Linked DNA regions of Mus musculus: all the other regions are linked to region 5. The links are chromatin loops, found by intact Hi-C in ENCODE. Cell type or tissue: heart. All regions are shown on one strand.

Region 1 (4,000 bases), 90 kb before region 5:
GAGTCTTACTAAACCTAGGTTTTCACGCGTGCTAGGCAAGCACTAGCTGCACTGTGGCTGCAGTATGCACCTTTATAAGTGTACCTTTGTGTTTTGTTTATTGAGACAGGGTCTTATGTGATTCGGCCTCAAAACTTGGAGAGATCTGCCTGCCTCTGCCTCCCAAGTGCAAGAGCTGTGATTAAAGGAGTGCACCATCTTGACCCACCCCTCTACTTTTTGAGACAAAACCTTGAACTTTCTAGCCCAGGTCAACTTTGAACTCATGACCCTCCTGCCTCAGTCTCCTTAGCAACTATGCAACTATACCTAAGCAACTATACCTTTGTAGCTGTGGCCCCAAAACTATGAGGAATAGTGTTGGGTCCCATCTGCTCAAGAGTCAGGGTGGTTGATCTATGGCTTCTGTCCCTGCAAAGCTCTCTCTGCCCTTCTTGACCTCTGCAGGGTGTCCTGTGGTCTGTGCACTCAACAGGGTGTCTGTCTTCTGGCCCATACTACACTAGCATAGATCAGGGCTCAGCCAACCTGGGATGATCCAGCTTTACCTGCTGTGTGATCATCTTACTTAGTGCAGTGATACATCATTGCACTAGTGATGACCCGTAGTGACCAGAGATACTGTCCTGGATCCAGCTTGGCCATTCTCCTGATCATGGGTATCACCTACTGATGAATGAGCAGTGACTTCACCACTGTCAGGGGGCTCAGGAAGACAGCCTCTGCTCCTCTCCTCTTGCCAAAATTTGGTGTCTTCCCCATTCAGGCATAGGTGTCCCCACAGCATCCTGAATTCAATGGCCAGTCTTTAGCTTTCTAGCTTCTGGAGCATGAATGATTTCCCAGAAACATTATCTGTAGTCTCTACTGAGCCAGACTCAGGTTTTCTGGGTCCGGGGGCAAATAGTACCCAATCTCTCACACAACATTCAGAGTGCCGGGTGTCCTTTTGCTATGTGCTATGTTTTTTTTTGTTTTTTGTTTTTGGTTTTTGGTTTTTGGTTGGTTTTTGGTTTGGTTTGTTTTGTTTTTTGAGACAGGGTTTCTCTGTATAGCCCTGGCTGTCCTGGAACTCACTTTGTAGACCAGACTGGCTTCGAACTCAGAAATCTGCCTGCCTCTGCCTCCCGAGTGCTGGGATTAAAGGCGTGGGCCACAACGCCCGGCTAGCAGCCTGATTCTTAGTTAGCTTTCAGTTGCAGAGGACAAGTGGCTGGAATTAAGTTAATTCGGGGGAGCCAAAGGGCTCTAATGGGAAATAGCTTGGGGGCTCTTGTGAACATAACTCAAAGGACTGCCTCAGATGCCAGTGTTTCTCTAGAAAAAGTGACGTGCCTATCTAGCACTCGAGTAAACACAGACCTCAGATGGAGTAACCTCGGAAGGAGCAGTGCCAGCACGGTTGCTGCTTCAGACCGTTGGGAAAGAAACCAGAAGTCGCTGGAAGAGGTAGAAAGCAGCCAAGGCAGCTAGGTTGGACTGTACCACCTACTGCCCCAACGCAGCAGACAACCGGTTCAGACCTTGTACAAAATCACGACCCAGACTCCCGACATCTCCCCTGGCGCAGTAACACTCGAACCCCGTGGACGCCTACCGGAGCCCAAAGCCCATCTTAAGGGGATCCTGGGAGCTGTAGTCCGTTCTCTTCCCGGATCCAGCGCGCCACATCAAACTAGCTTGGGAGTACCAACTGCATCCGTGAACTGAGCGTCTCCGGTCACGTTGGGAGGGCGAAATCTCAGGGAAAGAGTAGAGGGTAGGACCATTCATGGACTACAATTCCCGGCGTGCCTTGAGCCGCGTCGCTCTGCCCTGTGGGAGCCGTAGTCCCGGCTCCGGGTTCCCAGTGCCGCGTGCGCCCCTGACGCGCTGTAGCCTCGGGCCCCGGCTGGGCGCCACGCTACGGAAGCAGCGTAAGGCGTAGCGGGTAGGCCGGGCGGGACGGCGGGCGCTAGCTACGGAGGCGTTTGTAAGGTTGCCGGGCCGAGACGGATCTTCGCGGCCAAAACGCGCTAAGCCGGCGGAGCATCGCGGCTGGCGCGAAGGGGCCCTTGGTGCCCTCCGGTCGAAGTTGTGGGTCAACCGACTGAGGGCCGGCACTAGGGCCGCGCCCGCCTAGACCGATCGCGAGCGCTGAGGAGGCGCCGCCGGCTCGCTAAGGTGAGTTCCACGGTAGGCGGCCGGCCAGACGGCCTAGGACTCGTAGAGCTCGGCCTCAGGGCATCAGCCGGGATGCTCCATGTTTGTCCTGGGAGCAGTAGCCTGGCTTGTGGTGAGCGGGAAGGGGAGGGGGAAGCGCGCCGGAGGTGTGGGTCACTCGAGGCCAGCCTAGGAACCTCAGACGCAGGCGACCCTCGGTGCCTGCCTGTCCTTGAGTGCCCTCTTGTCCGGGGCTAAGCGTTGGCCCACTGTACGAAGGTATAGGTCGTGGGGGCACTGTCTGCAGAAACCTGCAGCTGCCTGGGGCGGCAGCAAGAGTAAAGCGTCCTGTGTGCCCCCTCATCCCACACTTCTGTTTTTGCGGGCCTGTCAGCAGGCCGAGAAAGTTACAGAGCAGCCCCTTGACAGCTGCGGGATTTTCTTTTTGTTTTCTGAAAAAGGGGCCCTTCCACGTCTGATTTGGGAACCCTGTTGTGTGGCCAGATGGTCCTTGCTAGGCTGGCTCTTAGGGTCCCTGAGTACAGATACTGAAACAGGACCGCGAAACACCTAGCCTCGAAAACAGGATAGATACCTCCTGAGTTTCAGGAGAACCTGAGAGCCTACCTGAGTGTTTGCTGCTGACCCTGCAGTTCAGCAATAAATCAGGAAGAACTGCTACTCAGTAAGAAACTGTGAGATTACCCCTCCAGTGGCAATTTCCCCTTTCCCAGTCTGGAGAACTGCAAGTCACAGATGTGGAGCTTGCCTCTTGAGTTTCTCCCTGCTTCCAGAGTCTAGCTGTCAGGGATGCGCTCAGGACCACAGTTCTGCAGTCTAGGGCAATTGTGTCTTGCTGAACAGTAGCTTGCCTCCATGGGGTAGTAGATTCTGTTTCCTTTGAGGTCCTTCTGCTCCACAGAGATGCACCCATTTCTTTTCTAACATCTAAGAATGTCTAGAGCTGTCTGACTGGTAGACAGGTCATTGACCTCCATGGAGGAAGACTTGAACCCTGCTGGATCCAAGGCTCAGAAACTGTACAACTTAACTGCAATGGAGTTATCAAAATCTCTGCTGGCCATAGTGTCTGAGAGTGGCCCTAACTCCATATCTATGTAGAAGCCTAGGTTAGTCCTCTGTGGGTAAAGGGTTCCATTGTGGCCCATCCTTGGATCCAGGCTTTGTCTACTCCCAAGCTTTCCTGGCCCCTGTTGTACATTGTCCAGGCCTTAAGGCAAAACTTGTAAGGCCCATTTTACAGATGTGGAAACTGAGGCTGTCCGTCATCCATTGACAGGAGAGGGATAGACAGAGTTCTAAGTCTCCAAACCACAAGCATTTTTTGGTCTCCTTCCACATTCTCACTGGTGGCTCTTGAGATGAGCCTTTTTGGTGACCTGAAAACCTTCAGTATACATGCTATTGATGAGCTGATAAGTTAAGAGCCTAAGAAAGTTAGAGTAGTCCTTTGTCCATCCCTGTGGTCTTTAGTATCAACACTGCCTTTCACTGCACTAGACAATTGCTGGGGCTGAAAAGGCCAAAATTAAACTTTTTAAAAATAATTTTTAAAATGATAAACGAAAAATGTTAAGCTCTTTGAAAAACACCAGATACGGAGAGACCCAGGATCACTGGTGACTTGTCTCTTTATTTTGTCATGATTTCTAAACTGTGTGGCCTGGGAGGCTGAATTTTGAGAAATACAGATATGGCCTTAAGACTCTGGCCTAAAGGACACTTCCTGTCCCCACCTCCACCCCTCCCTAGGCCTGGGGGCGGGGTGTGGATTGTTCTCCTACCTGGCTGTTTATCTCTTGACTACCCTGTCCTTCCAGTCCCCTCTGGTTCTATC
Region 2 (4,000 bases), 200 kb before region 5:
GGGCGGCTCCCCTTTGCATTTGTCTGTGTTTGTATTGTGGCAGGAACTTCCCAGTCCTTTGATGTCTGAGCTCTGTCAGGTATCTAGGTGGGAGGGCCCTGAAAATGTGGAGCATCCTCACCCCGACCTGTCTTTTTTTTTTAACAGGAGGCCCCCCCTGGCCCCAAGAGCGGACGCTGGTTGCTGTGAAGCCAGATGGGGTACAGAGGAGACTAGTGGGGACTGTGATACAACGCTTTGAGAGGCGGGGCTTCAAGCTCGTGGGGATGAAGATGCTGCAGGTATCTCCCTTGGGCTGTGGTGTCCCAAAGGCTCCTAGCACTTGCAGTTGCAAGGGTTGGGAGGTATCCATTGTAGGAGCTAGCTTCTGGAGTTGTGTCCAAAAGGTGCCCCAAACTCAGGACACCAATTGGGGGTTTATTCTCCGAGGGTTGGTCTCACACCTCTTTCCACACAGGCACCAGAAAGCATCCTTGCTGAGCACTACCGGGACCTACAGAGGAAGCCATTCTACCCAGCTCTTATCAGCTACATGAGCTCTGGGCCTGTGGTGGCCATGGTACAGCAGGGCAGGGGCAATGGAATGGGTCTTTGGGGTGTCATTCTCCGAGCAAAGGAAAGGGCTTGGATTGAGCCCAGGGCACCCAGGGTCCCCAGCTTCTCTCGAACCCCCATATCTGTGCTGCAGGTCTGGGAAGGCCCCAATGTGGTCCATATCTCAAGGGCCATGATAGGACACACCGACTCAACAGAGGCAGCCCCCGGGACAATCAGGGGCGACTTCAGTGTTCACATCAGCAGGTATGGAGGCCCTGACACCCTTAGTCTCCCAAAGTGGGGCAAAGAAGGCCAGTGTTAGTCAGGCGGCTGTGACAGTGACAGTGACACCCCCTTAATCCTACCGCTCAGGAGGCAGAGGCAGCCAGATCTCTGAGTTTGAGGACAGCCTGGTCACAAAGGGGAGTTCCAGAACTGCCAGGGCTTCACAGAGAAACCCTGTCCAAAAAAAAAAAAAAAAAAATCCTTGAGAAGTGGGAATCTTGCTGGGCTGAAAGAAAAGCCAGGTTTTTTTTTGAGATCTGTTCTCAGGTAGGCCAGATTGTCTCTGAGCTTATTGAAGGTGTCTTAAACTTTTTTTTAAAAGATTTGTTTATTTTACTTATATGAGTACACTGTAGCTGTTTTCAGACACACCAGAAGAGGGCATGGGATCCCATTACAGATGGTTGTGAGCCACCATGTGGTTGCTGGGATTTGAACTCAGGACCTCTGGAAGAGCAATTAGTGCTCCTAACCGCTGAGCCATCCCTCCAGCCCCTGTCTTGAACTCCTTAGTCTCATATCTCTACTGCCTGAGTGCTGAGCTTACAGTAGGCTTCCATGCCTGACTAAAACCACTTTTTCCTGGCTCTTTAGTATTCTGTTTTGGTCGCCAACCACGAGGGGCGTCTCTGATTACCGGTAGGGAGAGGCAGCTGTCAGAAGTTAGTATATAGGCTGGCCTCTGAGCTTGGGAGAAACTGAGGCCAGGAGAGATGCAAATGTCCAGCCCTTCTTACTGCCCACCCTTTCCCCTTCCTCCTTCCCTTCATTTTTCTCATGTAATCTAGGCTGGTCTCAAACTGATTATATTGCTGAGCGCAGCCATGAATTTGTACTCTCCCTGCCTCTGCCTAGTACTGCCTACCGAGTGCTGGGGATCAAAATCAGGGGTTTGTGCATGCCAGGCAAGCAAGCACTCTACCAACTGAGCTTCATCTCTGGCTCTCGTCTCCCTTATTTATTTATTTATTTATTTATTTATTTATTTATTTATTTATTTATATTTTATTTTATCTTTGTGTGTGCATATGCCTGTAGTGCCTGCAGAAGCCAGAAGAGGGTGCTAGATGCCTGGAGCCAGAGTTACAGGTAGTTGTGAGCCACTGTATTTGGGTGCTGGGAACCAAGGTCTGGGTCTCTGCAAGAGAGGATGTGCTCCAACTGCCATGCCATCTCTCCAGCCCCCGTCTTCTATTCTGAGACAGGGTCTCCCTCTCTAATCCAGACTGGCCACGATTCAAGGCAGTCCTGCAATCTCAGCTTCTTCAGTGCCCTTGTTATAGGCTTGTAGCACCATAACCAACTCCAAAATCTCCTTCTCTTCTCTACGGTCACCTTGTTCCCTGACAGAGGGCAGCAGGTTAGAGGCAAGATAGCCCTGGGGTCCCAATCCAGACTTAAACTGGACTCAACCACAGACTCCACCTTTTCCACCTCTCACAGGAACGTCATCCATGCTAGCGATTCTGTGGATGGGGCCCAGAGGGAGATCGAGCTGTGGTTTCAGAGCAGCGAACTGTTGAACTGGGCAGATGGTGGTCACCACAGCAGCTGCTACCCTGCCTGAGGGCTTGCACTGCCTTCTGCACTTCAGGTCTACCCATGACCTACTACCTCTGTCAACAAGAAGTCAAGCCCCCATGCTTCCCATGTCCCCAAACCACTCCCTACTCCCGCTCTACCCAACTCCAGCCCAGGGGAGTCTAAGCCTCAACTCTATGTGCCTTTTTGTATCCTAAGTCAATACAATATTGGACCATGTCCTTGTGTACAAAAGTGCCAGACAACCTTTGGGGCATTGTCAAAGGTGACTTCACCTGCCTCAAAGGAGAGACATTAAAATTTTATGCTTAAAATGGAAATGGTCTACTTACTAGTTCTGCTATCTCAGCACTGTGTGACCTTTCCTGGGAGATATGAACAAATGCTTGTTCACCCCCTCTAGGGCACCAATAACAGACTAGAGTAACAATTCCAACCATTTCCAGTTGGTGAACCCATGAGTTCGTTGGACTGGCTTATGGGACCGTGGATGAGAGATTGGCCACAGAAACATGGGTGACCTCAGGACAGCCGAGTCACTGAAAGGTCCCCCTGCCCCCAGCATGGGCAGTGACAGCAAGCCTGATGGGATCCTGCTTTCAGTTTACCTACCTCCTACAGGGGAGTAGAAAGTCCTAGGTGAGGAGTTAAGGCCAGTGTATAATGCCGATCCTGGATTACTACTCCCCTAGTCCCAGCTACCACCGTATTCTACTTATTTCATTGGCACGACTACAGGGCCAAGCTATAGGTCACCAGAGCAATGATGCACCATGATGTCCCATAGTCATGACAAATGTGGAGGAAATTGCTTTACTCAAGCACTTTAATGAGTGTTTTTATGCATGGTATAAAACATTAGGCCTGAAGCTTAGAGCTTTGAGTAAAGAAAGGAAGGATCCCTCGACTTTGGGTAAATGCAAGAACCAAGCAAGAATCCAGGGCCCATGAAATTGAGAATCCAATTGGGGTTCTTTTGCGGGCGCTGGTATAGCTCCTGCCCATCTGATTTGTCTGAGGATGGCAGTAAAGAATAGACCGGACCTGAGGCTTCTTCAAGGCCCAGTGAGCGAGCCTTCAGTAGGAGTACACACCAGTCTTTGTGGGTATTGTGTATCAGGTCTCCTGAAGTTGGAACAGCAGAGCCTAACACTCCAAGGGCTACTCTCATCTCTCCCTCAATGCAACCCAGGCACAAAAGAGTATCCTCCACTCCCGACCTGATGCTGTCCATGATGACCACCACGGCCTGATGTCCATTTATGTTCACATTGACACATGTAAGTCACATCTCACCCCGGATCCCAGAGTCACTGATTCAGTTGCAGGTACATCATGACAGCTTCTGTGGCTAATTTGATAAGTCATTTCACTCTTTGACATCTAGACAATGGAACCCAGTTCTTGGTTCTCTGAGTTTCAGTGCAGTGATTCTTGCCAGCCAGCAAGAGGTTCACTCTGGACTTTCCACCCGGGTTAGCCACGAGAGGGAGCTATTGGGTTTGCAAGCTCCAGATTCTCTGCACTGGGAGGTAGTGTCCAAGAGCGGTGTTCATCTGGAGTTCCGACTTCCACAGCTGATAGCACGCAGCCCGGCCAGCTTGGGTATATGGACTAAGTGGCTGCACAGACACCA
Region 3 (4,000 bases), 47 kb before region 5:
CCCTGACATCTTGATCTCAGGCTGGACCAACTTAGAGATGCCAATTGCTCTCGGCAGCCTCGCCTGCTGGGACAAATCCTGGTGCCAGCAGGGGCTGCAGGGAGCCCCCGAGGCCTGCACTGCTCCCCAGATGGTCTGCTCTTCTTGACGGCTGGTGTTGCATCCTGTGTCCATGTGCTGGATCTTGAGGGACGCTCCATTTGTCAACTACCCTGCTGCATTCCTAGAACTGGAGCCTTTGTCCCAGAGGATGTGGCGGTGACAGCTGCAGGGCTTGTGGTGGTCAGTGACCTCATTCACGGGGCTGTGTATGCTCTCCAGTACACTTCCCGGGAACCCCAGGGCCGCTGGGTGACTGTAGGCACATTCCTGTCCCCCCGAGGGCTGGCTGTGGATGCTCTTGGACACTTCCTGGTGACAGACTACTTGCCTGGAACTGTTCACAGCTTCATGTTAGGACCAACCTGGGAGCCCCTTGCTCCAACCTCCATGCTAGGTCTGGAGGGCCCTTGTTGGGTAGGTCCAGGGCCTGATGGGGGCTTTGCTGTGAGTGAAGAGTTTGGGGATGTACAGCTGTTTGGCAGTGCCCACCAGCCTCTGGGCTCCCTAGGAACCCTGACTGGGCATAACTTTGGCCACCCAGCAGGTGTGTGCTCTGATGCAGAGGGTAGCATTATTGTGGCTGATGAGCAGAGGCACCAAGTGACTTTGTTTCCCCGGGTTGGGCCACCCATCTGTTTGCAGTTGGAGGGACTAAAGAGGCCCTTGGGTATGGCCTGTGCACCCCAGGGCCAACTAGTGGTGGCAGATGCAGGGGACAACTGCATCAAGTTGTACCAGTATCTGGGGGAGATGGCCTGAGGGGTAGGCTCTGGGGGAAATTGCCCCTTGCTAGGACTGGCCGGGCCTGAGTCCTTTGTACTATCATGGAAGGTTGGTAGGCTCCTTGGGGCCTGCTGAGCCGTCTTCCTGATACCTGGTCTTAGCTGGCTTTGTGATTTCCTCTTGGCAAGTGCCCCTGTCTACACAGAAACCATGAATCACCATTTCTTGATGAGGTTCTAAACTGGGCCATCTCCACTTCCCTATTAAGTATGCTCATAGGTTTTCATGCCCCTAAAACCCAAGGGCCACTCAGTCCCTGGCTCTGCTAGCTTGGGTCTCGGGAGGCCTGAGCTTTGAGGCAACACTTGAAGCTATAGATCCTGGGTGCTGAGGCTGTCTGCCAGCAGATAGCTAGGCAAGATCTCCTGCCAGGTGTCCAACCCCTACATCCTAATCAGAGGCAGGCAGGCAGGCAGGCAGGGAGGGTGTGGCTAGGCTGGGTTGGGCAGTTTAGGGGAAGGGTGTGGTCCCTTAGTGTTCCCCCCAGCTTCAAAAATATTCCCATTCTTGAGCCTCCAACAGCACTCTGGGCCCAACAGAGAGGTAAGGAGTAGGCAAATCAGAGGGGTAAGGCCAACATGTGTCCTGGTAGGGCACATAGCAAGGGCAGGTCCTCTACTGGACACTCCCTGTTTTGAAAGATACCTTCAGTTTTCCCTTCAATCCAGGTCCAAACCACTTTTGAGCACTTAGGTGGGGTGCTGGGACGGTTCTGGGTAGCACAGGTTCTTTCATACCCTTCCATTCAAGACAGGAAAACAGTAGCCTTTCCTCCCATGTTACAGATGAGATCTGGAAGGGGAGGGGTGTGTGTGTGTGTGTGTGTGTGTGTGTGTGTGTGTGTGTGTGTTTGAAGAGCTTACTCATTGAGAATCTGGTCTCACCCATGTTCTTCATGTGGGAAGAAGCAAGAAAAAGCTCCTTGCTTTTGCTCCTTTAGGGTGTGGGGTGGCACCCAGCCTGTCATCTGGACGTTGAGGTCAACACACATGTCACTCCTGCAGGCTAAATCAATATGCCCTGTTCATTATGTTGTGGGGGATTAATGGACAATGAAAGAAACTTTGCTTGTAAGTAGATGCTCAATAAACACTAGTTACTGCGTTGTTAGGGGTATTGCTTTCAGACTATGCGGCCCACACGGGTCTGCATGCACCCTACTCGCAATGGATAGAAACAGATGGAAGGGCCTGGGTTTAGGAGGCCAGGCGGTAAGAACAAAGCGGCTACCATGGTCCTCAAAGGCTGGATCCACCGGACCTTTCAGGATATTTACAGCGAGGGTAGCTTTGATGACAGGAGCCGCGCGCGCGGAACTCTCGGGCTCAGGCGATGGACAGCCCGGGCATGTTTGGGGACCGGACCGTCGCGCGACAACGCCGCGGAGCCGGCGGAAATGGTGCTGATGTCCCGCGGCGGGCCTGGGAGCCGCAAGCACGGTCGTCCTCCCGGGCCCGCCGAACGCAGTGCCCAACCCAGTTCCTTCCCTACCGCTCGGGGACGCGGCCCCGGGGACCAGCTGGTGAGCACTAGCGGGTGGCGGGGCCGGGAGAGGAAGAGGAGGAAATCCCGAGGTAGCGCAGGCCTCTTGGTCCTAAAGACTCTGAGATGGGAAACCTGAGGCCGGGATAGAGGGAGAGGCGGCCACCCACGCAGCTGACCTCCAGGCTCAGCGGCACCCGTTGTGGGTCTGGGCCTGCTCTCCGGAACTTGAGGGCACCGAGAGGCCCCTCCTCCCCTCCAGGCCGGGAACTGGCTGGAAGATTCCTGGGGCACTGGCTGAGAGGCTCATATTTATCCACTCCAGTAAAGATCAGAAACAGATTACCCCCTCCTTTTGAAATGAAAAAGGAAAGCATTTACAGAGGCGGAAAATGTGTTTCTGTGCAGGTTCTCTTTTAGGCTAGGTTGGCCTCAAAATCCTAGTGTAGCAAAGGATGACCTTGAATTTTTGATTGTCCTTTGGCCACCTCCTGATTACAGATATGCACTGCTACTACTGGTCTATGAGGTTCTGGGGACTCAACACAGGGTCTGGTGCAGGCTAGGTAGGCTCCATACCAACTGACTACATCCCTAGTCAGAAAAGTGGTTTTGTTGTTGTTGTTGTTGTTTGAACGTGGGGTAAATATGAACCCTCTCAAAGATTCACAAAGTAATGTTTCAGCTATGATGTGTCCCAGGTCTCTCTTAACTGGGCTGGCCATCCCTCAAGCCTGTTCCTTGCAGGGGAAGTAAGCAGTAGCTCTGCTGCTGAAGTCTGACTTGGAGTTCTGTGAAGAGACTTCCTGGGGCCTCTTATTTAACCCTCCTGGGAATGGGCTGTCGGGGAGGGAACTGACTCCTTCTTAGCAAAGGTAGCTTTTCCAGGCTTGGGCTGTTCTTTTAATCAGCATCTTTAAAGGCCTTCACGCATCCCAGGTTTTTGCCTTCTCGCTCCAGCCTCTCACCTCTTGTATCGATCGCCTGCTCTTTCATCATCATTTTCTGCTGCTGGGATCCCAGCAGCCCAGTGTAAGCACACTCCTTCTTACACTTCAGTGCATCCGGAGGCTGAGATGGGAGTGAGGGTGGGGATTTGCCTCAACTTGAGTTCTCTCAGTACCCCACAGATCAGAGCTCCAACCTCTCTCTGCCTTGCACCTTCTTTCCTTTGACCCGAGCTTTTTTGCTTTAAGGTAAACTGTAAATGAAGCATACTCCACAAGGAGGATGTGCATAGACACAGTGTGTATATAGCACAGTGGATTCACGAGTTGTGAGCAGACTCCAAACCAACCTTTGAAACATCTGTTTATAATTAGATCAAGGGCATTTCTCTTCCTACACGGTTGTGAGCATTTTTCCTTAGTTCATGTGAAGTGTTCCCCCAGAGAGTCAAATGATATTTCACTGAGCTGGTGTGTCCTTACAAAGTTGTTGAACAAGAGTTTGGGCTGGGCTGAAGGGTTCCCTATGACAGTGACCCGCCGGGGCTCTTACAGGCGGAATGGCTCTAGTATTTTTAGCCGTGCCTCATGTCATGGCCTTCTGGAGTCAGTTCCTACTGAAGGGACAAGAGAAATTGGTTCTTGACACTGGCTATGGGGATTTAGCCTGCCCTAGTGTTGGGCGT
Region 4 (4,000 bases), 120 kb before region 5:
GGCATGGAGATCTTCGTGAGTTTGAGGCAAGCCTGGGTTACCTCTTGAGTTGCGGGCTACCCAAGAGCTATATAGTGAGACCCTGTCTCAAAACAACAATAATAATAACAAACACTTTAAAAGGTTGACTGCTCAGTGTGTACAAGTCCTAGGTTCTAGCCCCAGTACTACAAAAAAAGTTACTGAAAGACGTAATTGTTTATCTGTTAAATTTTTTGTTTTATATTTTCTGTTTGTTTTGTTTTTGAAGACAAGATTTCTCGGCGTAGCCCTGGCTGTCCTGGAACTCACTCTCTAGACTAGGCTGGCCTCGAACTCACAGAGATCTACCTGCCTCTGCCTCCCAAGTGCTGGTATTAAAGGCATGCACCACCATCACCCAGTGCAAGTTGTTCTATTTCTTTAGACCTTAGTAGATCCAGGAAGGGAGTACACAGGTAAGAAGGACAGCTGTGACAGCACGGGATCCTACACTTTTACTGATGTCCAGCTGCTAAGACTGGCCACGTGTGTGAGCTTCATGGGTGTCAAACTGAAAGCCACAACCCTGTTGGAGTACTGTGGTTTGAACCAAAAGGGCTGACTCTACTGACAGCTCTTAGCATGGTCTGTCACCTTATTGTCTCCCTTATACCCCTTTGAAGTGATGGCTTACGTAGCAGCTCACTTCTTGGAAATGGGTCTCACCTGTTTCTGCTTCTGTTCTGTTTTAGCAGTGTGGCTCCTGCAGTGATGGAGCTCAGACCTGTGGCTTGTCGAATAGTACGCATCTCATCAGGTGCCTGGGTGCCTGTGGCCGTGACTCAGAATTGCTTCTGTCTTTTGTAGATCCCGCCCCCACAGCCAAGCTGTCGTCATGGTGATTGGCAGTGAGGAACATTTTGAAGATTATGGTGAGGGCAATGAGGCAGAACTATCCCCGGAGACCCTCTGCGATGGGGACGGCGAGGACCCTGCTTTTCTCACCCCCAGGTGACACCTTGCACTGTCATGATCTACTCCCTCTCTACACCTAGTGCTGGGGAAGCCCCTCTGTTGGGCCTTGCTGGTCAGGAGGCTTGCTTTGTCTGTGTAGCTAAAACCACACAGACAAGTTCTGAGCCTGTCTCAGAGTGAAGTCTAGCTGAGATCCTCTTGTCTGTCACTGATTACTCTATGGCCTGTGGCTGGTTTTGAGGGACACTATAGAATCATAAGCCAGCGGGCTGGTGAGATGGCTCAGTGGGTAAGAGCACCCGACTGCTCTTCCAAAGGTCCAGAGTTCAAATCCCAGCAACCACATGGTGGCTCACAACCATCCGTAACGAGATCTGACTCCCTCTTCTGGAATGTCTGAAGACAGCTACAATGTACTTACATATAATAAATAAATTTAAAAAAAAAAAAAAAAAAAGAATCATAAGCCAGGCCATATGTGCTAATATTGGCCAAGTTTTCTGAAAAGTTCTCAGCTATGATATCGAGTAGGCATGATGAAGATGCTCACTCTCTTTAAGTTGTGCCTCAGGACATTGACTTGTGTGCTCACTAGACCCTGCCTGGCTTGTCTGAAGGCCCAGGTAGTCCCTCCTGAGCTTTCCATCTAAGGAAACCACTGCCTCTCAGTGGGGCCTGGACCTGTCTGGACAGCTCTTCCATATTGCCAACATCTCCTGTTTGCTTTCATGTTCCTGAATTTTGTGATGCTTTTGTGTCTACTTCAGCTCGGTTACCATGACAGCACAGACATGTGGAACCAGTGCTAGGAGGGCTACCTGTAAGCTTCACCTGGGCCTCCTGCTCATATACCACCTCAAAGGTGCACTGGCTGTGAAGTGGGATCTCTGAGTGCGTCCTGGGCACTCAGTCCTCCTTCGAGGAGTCCTAGGGACTTTGAGTTGAAGTAGTGGACTTATTCCAGAATTTGGCATTTGTGCATCCATGTGGCAGTCTCTCCTGTTTGTGAAGTTTGCCCCATCTCCTGCCTGGTGTTTTTAATCTAAATTGTAATTTCCACACTACATTTTATATATTCCTTTCTTTCGGAAGTTCTTCAATTGAACTTCCAGATCAGCTTCCCATGGCCTGTGGGTCCTACCCTAGGGATGAGGTTGCCCAGAACAGATGCATCATGATAGTGCACTAAGAGCTTGTTGAATTGGAATCATGGGAGTTGAGCCCCAGCATCCCCACAAGGTTGACAGAATCCCAAGTTAGCACGGATCTCAAAAGCACAAGTCTGCCAATGCACCTTTCGTTTGTTTGTTTGAGACAGTAATATCATCTCAAAATGACAGAAACCCAGCAAATAAACTCCCCTGGAGGCACACTTTGATGTCACATTCAGGTGACTTCCACAGGGGATAAGGATACATTGCCCACTATTAAGTGGGGTTCTGTGTTATAGCTCTCACTGGCCAGCAGGGGGCATGTGTCTAGCTGGTGGGTGTCCAGGCTCCCCAGGGTGGTGTAAGGCGGGGCTCATGGTAGTTGCAAGAGCACAGCCAGCACCTCGGACAGTTCATTCCCTTCCCCTGCGTCTGACTTGTGCAGTTAACACCTCCTCCCTGTGCCTGGCAAAGATAACCTAAGCGGGCCTCCTCTCTCTCTCCTGACTGACCCTCTGTCTTTCTAGCTCCAACCCTCTTGCCTCAAAGCTGTGCGACGTCCTCACTGACGAGGCCTTTGAGTTTTACTGTAGCCAGTGCCATAAACAGATCAACCGCCTTGAGGATCTGTCTGCCCGCCTGACTGATCTTGAGATGAATAGGTAACGAGGACCTGGTGTTACCTGTGCTGCCGGAGACTCCCGCTGCAGTGCTGCCCTCTGCTGGGTGCTGTCCGCGGTGCTCCTGCTCTGGTCACCTCTTCTAGCCAGGCACTCTGACATTGGGACTCTCCTGCGGCCCAGCTGTCCCTGCATGCCTTGATCTCGCTAGCTGCCTATGTCCTGTCTCCTTTATGGAGGTGGCTACCTTGTTGGCTGCTGTCCTTGTTGGAGAAAACAATCTAACACGTGAAAGAGGATACTCCAGCACTTTATAAAAATGAGGCACAGGAACCAGAGTAGGGAATTTAAAGATGGGTTTTTGAAATCAAATTTGTTGCTGGGAGGTGGTAGCACACACTTTTAATCCAGCAGAGACAGGCAGATCTCTGAGTTTGAGGCCAGACTGGTCTGTAGAGCGAGCTCCAGGACAGCCAGGGCTACACAGAGAAATCCTGTCTTGAAAAAGTAGGACAAGCCAGGCACGGTGGCGCACACCTTTAATCCCAGCACTCTGGAGGCAGAGGCAGGCGGATTTCTGAGTTCAAGGCCAGCCTGATCTACAGAGTGAGTTCCAGGAGAGTCAGGGTTATACAGAGAAACCCTGCCTCAAAAAAAAAAAAAAAAAAGAAAAAAAGAAAAAGAAAAATCAGGACAAAATTCATGAATAGTTTGTTTCCTGGAATGTTAGTCGTGCTCACCTGTGCTCTGGGGGCCTCGAGTTTGTAGGCAGGGTTGAATTCAGAGGACTTAGCATTACCACTTTACACCTCACGCCTGCTGCTCCTCTGCCTGTGCATCTCTTATCTCTGCCCTTTGTCCCACTGTCTCTGTGACCAGGCCCAACAGAACCAGCATTGCAGCTAAGTTTCCTTGCTGGCTATTTGCAACTTCACATACTCATAGGAAACATCTTTGGGTTCTTTGTTCACCTCAACATTCGCCAGATGCCATTGGCTTGGTGTGAAGAGGGACACGCCCCTGGCTGGGGGACTTTTAGGAGAAGGGTCTGGAGAAGATTAGGCGGTATGTGACGCTACCAATAGCATCTCCTGCTAGGCTTAGGTGGCGAGTGGCCACACAGGCTCCTGTCGGGCAGCACTGTTACTGCAGGAAGGCAGAGCATCTCGGGAGTGGAACACACTTGGAGGTCTGTGAGCGGCTGCCCCTTGCCTGCCCCGCCATTGCAGGACTGGATCTACACCTCCGTCCTGTTCCAGACCCTGTGCCATAACCCGTCGTGGTACCTGTGAC
Region 5 (4,000 bases):
AGAGAGAGAGAGAGAGAGAGAGAGAGAGAGAGAGAGAGAGAGAGAGGGGAAGAAGAAGGAGGAGGAAGAGGAAGAGGGAGGAAGGAAGGAAGGAAGGAAGGAAGGAAGGAAGGAAGGAAGGAAGTTCGTTCCAGAGACACCCACAGCACAGAAGCTCCTCCACAAGCCAGAGTCACAGAGCCGTCGCAGTGTCTCAGGGGTTTTCATAGGGGTCAGAGGGACAACCAAACTCATCAATGTGTGAAAAAAGATGTAAGTAGTTAGAAGAGGACCCTGCGAGCTCCAGGGAGCTCCAGACATCTCACCACACCTCTGAGAACAAAGACCAGCTTCCTGCCCGGTGGGTGGTATATCTAGACCCCCAAAGAGCTTCTAAAAATTGCAGATCAATGGAAATTGTGGAAAAGGCTGGAAAATAAAATGAAGCAAATCTCCCAGAAAATAGAATATACAGGCAAGACTGATGGGGAAAGATAAGAAAGCTGGACTGTTACCTTAGCAGTCAGTCTGGCCAGCACAGGTCAGGAAGGACAGGATCTGAGCACGTAGAGCAAGGTGAGCAGATGAAAGCACGGAGTACAGAGGTCACAGCCTTCTCTAAGCAGAGGAGACACCCTGAGCTCAGTTAGAGGAAAAGGTTGGGAGTTGCAGGGCACTGGGCAGGGGTCAAGGGTAGCTTTGTGAGATCTGGTCTCATACAAACTTGAACAAAATGCTTGACTTGAATGGTAGACCGAGCCAGGACCTCAGCCAATGGTTTTATTCTTGTGAGTAGAGCAAGTATTCTGACCTCCTTGCCTCAGTTTCTGTTCAGTATGTATCCCATGAAATTAAGAATTGTGTTCAGATCTATCAGGGGCAGCACTTTGCTCTGTTCAAATGGGCAAGAGGCCTGTGAGGATGGATCTAAGCTATTAGGTGAGGCTTTCAGATCCAGTGGGTAGTGGCTGGCTCAGCAGATGATCTGGGGCCTGAGGGGGACAGCTGGTCCTCTTTGGGGGCTTGTCTTAGCTGATTAAAAAAGAAAAATATTTTTAGACAGAAGGGAAAATGAATGATGTTGAAAGAGAGTTAGTGTGGATGGCGTCCTGGCGGCCGACACCGCCGACCCGTGAGAGTGATGTTCAGACCTGAGCTTGCCGGTGGCTCTGCCAGACTGGGCCCCACATGCCTGCTGTCTCCCTTGGGTCTGGTTTAGACTCCTTCCAGGTCACTGCTCTGCCTCCTCCAGCGCATTCCTCCGCATCTGTGCTCCTCCTTCTCAGGGCCTACTTACCCTCAAGCTTGGGATAATTGCTCCTCTTAGAACCTGCTAAGCCAAGGGCTCTTTCTCTGCTATCTTGGCTTAACACGTTAATGAGAACTGTCATCAGACCCCCGAGCACTCACTCCTACTGGACTTTGCTCGCTATGGTTGCTTGGTGTGGAGCCCCTTCAGAGCTGTGTGATGAGCAGTGGACCTAGTGGGTCCTCCTCACTGAACTGAGCACTAAGACACTAAAAGCAATCAGTCCTGTTGGGGAGAAAGGCCCAGAAGCTTCTGGGTGAAGCTCTGGGGACTCAATTTCTCAAATGGCCTTGGGTTGAAGCTCAGCCAGGCTGGAAGACTAGAAGTCTAGGTAAAGATGCTTTCTAGGGTGAGGAGACAAAGCTTTCACTTCCCAACTTAAAAAAAAGAAAGGGAACTGCTGGAAGGCACTGATGCAAAGCCACTGCTGTGACCCCTGTGACCTCGAGCCCATGTCTGCCAGGCAGTACTTGTGCTCTCTGGCGGGAGAGCTGAAAGTCTGGCTCCATCTGTGGGTTAGTGTAATGCAGGTTCCCTGGTAGTTATGCAGCTCCACATAGCTAGACTGACTGACTGACTGACTTTCTTTCTTTCTTTGTTTCTCTTTCTTCCTTTCTTTCTTTCTTTCTTCCTTCCTTCCTTCCTTCCTTCCTTCCTTCCTTCCTTCCTTCCTTTCCTTCCTTCCTTCTTTCTTTCTTTCTTTCTTTCTTTTGGTTTTTCGAGACAGGGTTTCTCTGTGTAGCCCTGGCTGTCCTGGAACTCACTCTGTAGACCAGGCTGGCCTCGAACTCAGAAATCTGCCTGCCTCTGCCTCCCAAGTGTTGGGATTAAAAGCATATGCCACCATGCCCAGCGACTGTTTCTTTCTTTTTGAGAAAAAAGTTGGACATAGCTGGGCATATAGCTGGACCCATACTGTAGCTCAGGCTGCCTTTGGACTCACTGGAGATTGTGTACAAGCATGTGCCATCACACTGTTGTTTTGTTTTTGTTTTTTTTTTTAAGATGTATTTACTTTATATGAGTGCTCTATCTGCATGTATGCCTATGTGCCAGAACAGGCATCAGATCTCACAATAGATGGCTGTGAGCCACCATGTGGTTGCTGGGAATTGAACTCAGTACCTCTGGAAGAGCAGTCAGTGCTCTTAACCACTGAGCCAACTCTCCAGCCCCGTCACACTGGTTCTTGATAGCTGATTTCTGTTTTGTTTATTTTGCTTTTTTGAGACAGGGTCTCTCTGTGTAGTCGTGGTTGTTCTGGAATTATATAGACCAGGCTGGTCATGAACCTAGAGCTCTGCTTGCCTCTGTTTCCAGAATGCTGGGATTAAAGGTGTGTGCCACCATGCCCAGATCACTGACTTATTTTGAATAAAATTCCCACCCTTTTGGGGGAGGGGTACTAGAAATGAAACCGGCCTTGTATATGCAAATCGTGTGTTACTCCTGTGCTCTGCTCTGGGCTCCCATTATTTAAAACACTGCTGAATGTTTAAACCTAATGGAGAGGCTGATTCACTGGCTAGCTCATGGCTGTGTCTTATATTTCCTACCTGAACAAGGAACAGCTAGATGTTTATGGAGCAGGCCAGTGGCCACAGAGCAGGCCCTGCTCCCTCCACCTTCAGGGTCAGCTCCTCTCCAGGCCCTCCTGGTGCTAGGACTCCTGTAGGTGATTCATAAATGTACTTCATTCTAAAAGAAAGGTATGTTGACTAGGGGAGCCTGTGAGTGTCACACAGTCTGCTGGGTCAGTGGCAGGGACCACCTCAGACCCAACTGAGAACAGTGACAGGCTCATCAACATAGTTGATGACTGTTGGTGACAGGTGTTAGTGATTGAGGTCTCTCTGAAGGTTCTTCCCAGGCATCCATTGTTCTGTTGCAGCTTCTGCTCTCGGCAGGCCTGGGGCCACAGCACCATCTAGGGGTAGCTTGGTAGACAGGCAGTTGCTTTCCTGGGGATAGGACTGGGGAGTCTAGGTCATAGTCAAGGAAGGCTATGCTGCAGGTCCTGCTGATCTTTTCTCAGAGAAGCCAATCAAAAATCAGTATAAAGTGTGGTGGTGCGCATCTTTAACCCCAGCATTTGGGAAGTAGAGGCAGGCGGAGCTCTAATGAAAGATCTCTTTAGTCCAAGGACAACCTGGTCTACAGAGTGAGTTCCATCCAGAGCGACATAGTGAGGCCCTGCCTCGAATGAATGAATGAATCAATCAATCAATTAATTAATTAATCAATCAAATAAAAATAAAACCACTGCAATAGTGTCCTCACAAGCTCTGCTTGGAAGTTGCAGTTGAACTCCTTCCAGGGGAGCGTAGGGAAAGGTGGGGAAAGAGGCATAGCTGCTGTCAGTCCTGTGGGTGTGCGTGCAGTACCCGTACTGTATGTCATGGAAATAGAGGAGTCAGGGGCAGGAGGATTGCTACAAATTCAAGCCAGCTATGTAACAAGATCCAGGCCAGCTAGACTTCATAGAAAACCGTGTCTCAACTGGGCATTAGTGGTGCATGCCTGTAATGTCAGTGCTTGGGAGGCAGAAGCAGGTGGATCTCTGTGAGTTTGAGGACACCAGGTATACAGAGCAAATTATAGGACTGTCTCGAAAAACAAAAGAAAAAAAGAAAAAGAAAGAAACTGTCTCAGAAAAACATGTCTTGACCCTATTTATCAAATACACAGCTCAGAAGCACCTATCTATTTGTA
Region 6 (4,000 bases), 75 kb before region 5:
CTTCACCTCAGAGAGGATGTAGACCTAGTAGCTCTGTTCTAGTAAACCTAGGAAACTCTTAACTGTCCTCTGCTCAGAAGCCATGACACACATGACACACATGACATGACGCACTTCACAAACAGCTACCAGGCATAGGAAATTATCTGGGCATAAAACTGTAGACAGGAGACTACCTTCTGAAGTGACTTTGACCTGGCTGGGGTGACTTTAAGGAGATACTGGCACTGATACTACTGGAATCTGTAGGACCACGTTACTCTAATGGTCAGAAGATATTGGGAACCCAAGGTCTGGAGAGCCGTGACAAGCAGAATGGGACCCTTCAAGCAAGTGGGGATGGTGCACTGATTCACATGAGGGATTACAGTGTCAGTTCCCTTTGGGTCTGCAAGACGCTCCAGGCAATACCTCCAAGTTGAGGTTTAACTCCTTTTAAGCAGTTTTTTTTTTTTTTTTTTTTTTTTTTGAAATAAGACCTACACACTGTCTTAGTTTTTCTATTGCTGTGATAAGACACCATTGACCAAAATCAACTAGGGGAAGAAAAGTTTATTTCACCTTATAGTTCCACAGCACAGTCCATCACTGAAGAAACTCAGGAAGGGCACTTAGAGGAAGAGCTGGTGCAGAAACCATAGAGAAGAGCTGCTTACTGGCTTGCTCCTTGTGTCTCACTTAGTTTGCCTTATAGCATCCAGGACCACCAGCCCAGGGGTGACACTGCCCATAGGAAGCTGGGCCTTCCCACGGTTATAGTCAGTCATGAAAATGCACCATAGGCCTGCCCACAGGCCAGATGGTGGAGACATGTTCTCAGTTGAGGGATCCCTCTTCCAAAATGACTCTAGCTTGTATCAAGTTAACATCAAACTAGCCAACACACACACCATCAACTATTATTAGTGTACAAGTCATTTTCAACCAGTCATAGCTTTGAACAAACATTGTTATAAACTTGTTTACACTTGAAAGAGATCCTGTTTGCAGTCATTTGGTCCCTGCTCTGGCCCCAGGCAGTCACTGCACTGCTTCCTGTCTCTGTGCTTCCCTTTTCTAGAGATTTCACCTGTGACCTGGCTCTGTCTGGCTCATGTCACAAGCACACTGCCCTCAAGGTTCATCCCACTGCAGCTTTGTCAGGACCTCCTTCCTTTTCACACATCAGTAGTATGCTGTCTTAAGAATAAGCTACCCAGCCGGGCAGTGGTGGTGCACGTCTTTGATCCCAGCACTTGGGAGGCAGAGGCAGGCTGATTTCTGAGTTAGAGGCCAGCCTGCTCTACAAAGTGAGTTCCAGGACAGCCAGAGCCTCACAGAGAAACCCTGTCTCGAAAAACCAAAAAAAAAAAAAAAAAAAAAAAAAAAAAGGAAAAAAGCTGCCCTTGGCTCTCTGCTCATGAACAGATGTCATTTCCACTTAGCTTTTGTGTGATGCTTCTTATGCTCATTCATGCTAAAGATTGTTTGATTGTATTTTATTTTTTGGTTGGTTGTTGTTGTTTTGCTTTGTTTTGGTTTCGGTTTTGGTTTTTAAGAAAAGGGTTCTCTGTGTAACAGCCCTGGATGTTCTGGAACTTGCTCTGTAGACCAGGCCTGTCTGTAGATCTGCCTCTGCCTCCAGAATGTCACTATGCCTAGCTTTTTTTGTTGGTTTGCTTTTGGTTTTGGGTTTTTGTTTTGTTTTGTTTGCATGTTAAAGGTTTTTATGTGGATGTGTGTTTAATTGTTGTTTTGGGTATATCCCTGGGCTGGGGCTGCTGTATATGGTGAATTTATCTAACATTCTGAGAAACACTGCTGTCTCGGGGCTGGCCCATTTACATTTCCCATAACAGTGTTGGCAGGGTTCTGCTTTCCCTGACTTTGACGATGCTCACTGTCTTCTGGCTTTGATAACTGTCCTGCAGGGTGTGCAGTGGAGCTTGATTTGATTTGATTTACATTTTTCTGATGGCTATTGGTGTTGAACATTCCGTGTGTGTGCGCGCGCGCGTGTGTGTATGTGTGTGAGTGTGTATGTGTGTGTGCGTGTGTGTGTGTATGTGTGTGAGTGTATGTGTGTGAGTGTGTGTGTATGTGTGAGTGTGTGTGTGTGTGTGTGTCCTGAGGAAATTTAAGAGTAGAATTGCTAGGTGTACCTTGTGGCTTTGAGTGCTAAGGCTATATGTTGGACTTCCTTCTCAGTCTTGTAAGTCAGTCAGTCGTGCCCCAGCAGAGAACATCACCATACATGTGTCACATGGGTGGATGACTCTCCTACTTTCATATTTTACTAAATTCATATATGTAGATGAAAGTTTACTTTTGTTGTTGCTTCATTCTTTTTGTTGTTGTTGTTGCTTCATTCTTAAATGAGTTTTGGGGGGGGGCAGGGTGAGAGATTGTTCAGCGTTGTGAGCAGTCACATCTAGACTACATAATTTGGCACACTGAGGCAAGAAGCAAAGTAGGATTGTTAAGAGTTTGAGGCAGGCCCGGCAATGGTAGCACACGCCTTTGATCCCAGCACTTGGAAAGCAGAGGCAGGCAGATTTCTGAGTTAGAGGCTAGCCTAGTCTACAGAGTGAGTTCCAGGACAGCCAGGGCTACACAGAGAAACCCTGTCTCAAAGAAAGGATTTGAGGGAGAGAGCAGGGGGCTGTGGAGAGATGGGTAAGCGGTTAAGAACACTGACTGCACCGAGCATTATAGTGCACACCTTTAATCCCAGCACTTGGGAGGCAGAGGCAGGCGGATTTCTGAGTTCAAGGCCAGCCTGGTCTACAGAGTGAGTTCCAGGACAACCAGGGCTACACAGAGAAACCCTGTCTCATAAAACCAAAAGAAAAGAAAAAGAAAAAAACAAAACAAAACACTGACTGCTCTTCCAGAGATCCTGAGTTCAATTCCCAGCAGCCATATGGTGGCTCACAACCAACTGTAATGATATCTGATGCCCTCTTTTGGTGTGTCTGAAGACAGCTACAGTGTACTCATATAAATAAAATAAATTAATTATTCTTTTAAAAAAAAAAAAAAAAGAGTTTGCAGCAGCCTGGGCCACATAGTGAGTTGCAGGCCATCCAGGGCTGCTCAGTGAGACCGTGTCTCAGTAAGCAAAGCAGCACAAGCCATAGAGATGGATGGTGCCGGTTAGGAGCACTTGCTTCTCTTCCACAGGACACTGGGTTGAGTTTGCTTTGCAGCACATAACCATCTAGAACTCTGTTCCTGGGGAACCAGTGCCTCTCTGACTGACCTCTAGGGCCTCCAGCATATACACGGTACATATACATAAACTCAGGCACACATAAATAAATAAATTAAAGCCAAGATTTTTGCTGGGTATAATGGTGCACACCTTTAAACCTAGCCCTCCGGGACAGCCAGGGCTACAAAGAGATCCTGTAAATAAATTTAATTAATAAGATATTCACATCCAGAGCTCTGGCCAGGCATTGTAGTGTGTGCTTGTAATTCCAAGACTCTAGAAGTAGAAGCAGGAGAATAAGGAGTTCAAAAATAGCTTGAGCTATGTAAGAAAAAAAAAAAAAACTAAAGATGTCCAGAATGGTTTGGATGGACAAGTAGGATAACAAGATAATCCCAAGACCTGAGGATGTGTTGTGGCTCCATACTACTCTAGCTTTCCCCTGAACTGGCATCTCCAATATGTATTAGTTCCCACTACAGATAGTCCTAGGACTTAAGTGGGCAGTGGACATCCAAGTTGAATCAGTAATAGATAGTGTTAATGATCTAGAAGAATCCATACATATCCAGACTAGAGGAGATGGACCTCAGAGGGTTACTCAGCTAGACAGATGGAAGAAAAACAGGAGATGACACTCTTGTGTGGTCACCTGTCAGGACTCCTTTCCCACATATGTGCATACAGTCACACCGAAGTAACACAACATAAGCATGTGAAACAGGCAGCCTCTTTCCCTGCTCTGATAGGGCAGTAGTGGCCTGAGAGAAGCATGGGGCATGGCAGTCCTCATATTTAAGGACTGCC

The links. Hi-C counts contacts between places; a loop is a spot of excess contacts. Peaks named below come from ENCODE experiments on the same cell type or tissue, not always from the same donor. Only the 100,000 strongest peaks of a DNase experiment are listed, where the experiment ranks them.
Region 1: a loop joins it to region 5, with 2.5 times the contacts of the local background. A loop is called at or near these places in 12 of 42 quality-filtered maps.
Region 2: a loop joins it to region 5, with 3 times the contacts of the local background. A loop is called at or near these places in 18 of 42 quality-filtered maps.
Region 3: it touches region 5 in a loop (2.6-fold over the local background); 6 of 42 quality-filtered maps call a loop at or near these places.
Region 4: it touches region 5 in a loop (5-fold over the local background); 24 of 42 quality-filtered maps call a loop at or near these places.
Region 6: it touches region 5 in a loop (2.6-fold over the local background); 2 of 42 quality-filtered maps call a loop at or near these places.

The regions. Positions count from the first base shown.
Region 1 is chr17:25,983,634-25,987,633 of GRCm38, reverse strand. Capn15 (calpain 15) reads left to right here and starts at 1,760. Exons shown (of 12, transcript NM_001347334.1): 1 at 1,760-2,163. It overlaps 1700022N22Rik (RIKEN cDNA 1700022N22 gene), which reads right to left and starts at 1,804. Exons shown (of 2, transcript NR_166913.2): 1 at 1,598-1,804. In heart, no CTCF peak of the experiment used is centred here; a DNase peak (open chromatin) is centred at 1,793; H3K4me3 peaks cover 2,517 bases; H3K27ac peaks cover 1,975 bases.
Region 2 is chr17:26,090,418-26,094,417 of GRCm38, reverse strand. It overlaps Nme4 (NME/NM23 nucleoside diphosphate kinase 4), which reads left to right. Exons shown (of 5, transcript NM_019731.1): 2 at 148-281; 3 at 458-559; 4 at 689-801; 5 at 2,266-2,673. The coding sequence ends at 2,389. Among named protein-coding and RNA genes, the nearest start is that of Decr2, 2.3 kb to the right of the region's middle. In heart, a CTCF peak has its summit at 1,879 (motif pointing right); no DNase peak of the experiment used is centred here; H3K4me3 peaks cover 342 bases; H3K27ac peaks cover 343 bases.
Region 3 is chr17:25,940,222-25,944,221 of GRCm38, reverse strand. It overlaps Pigq (phosphatidylinositol glycan anchor biosynthesis, class Q), which reads left to right and starts at 2,233. Exons shown (of 11, transcript NM_011822.4): 1 at 2,233-2,407. Nhlrc4 (NHL repeat containing 4) reads left to right here. Exons shown (of 2, transcript NM_001039038.2): 2 at 1-1,989. The coding sequence starts at 451. The coding sequence ends at 861. In heart, no CTCF peak of the experiment used is centred here; DNase peaks (open chromatin) are centred at 2,251 and 2,381; H3K4me3 peaks cover 2,924 bases; H3K27ac peaks cover 3,386 bases.
Region 4 is chr17:26,010,746-26,014,745 of GRCm38, reverse strand. Rab11fip3 (RAB11 family interacting protein 3 (class II)) reads left to right here. Exons shown (of 14, transcript NM_001162868.2): 5 at 829-972. Among named protein-coding and RNA genes, the nearest start is that of Capn15, 27 kb to the right of the region's middle. In heart, a CTCF peak has its summit at 2,413 (motif pointing right); DNase peaks (open chromatin) are centred at 2,475 and 2,815; H3K4me3 peaks cover 556 bases.
Region 5 is chr17:25,893,349-25,897,348 of GRCm38, reverse strand. The region is part of intron 2 of Rab40c (Rab40C, member RAS oncogene family); the gene reads left to right. Among named protein-coding and RNA genes, the nearest start is that of Wfikkn1, 14 kb to the right of the region's middle. In heart, a CTCF peak has its summit at 1,801; DNase peaks (open chromatin) are centred at 1,729 and 3,198; H3K27ac peaks cover 648 bases.
Region 6 is chr17:25,968,557-25,972,556 of GRCm38, reverse strand. The region is part of intron 2 of Capn15 (calpain 15); the gene reads left to right. Among named protein-coding and RNA genes, the nearest start is that of 1700022N22Rik, 15 kb to the left of the region's middle. In heart, a CTCF peak has its summit at 1,857; no DNase peak of the experiment used is centred here.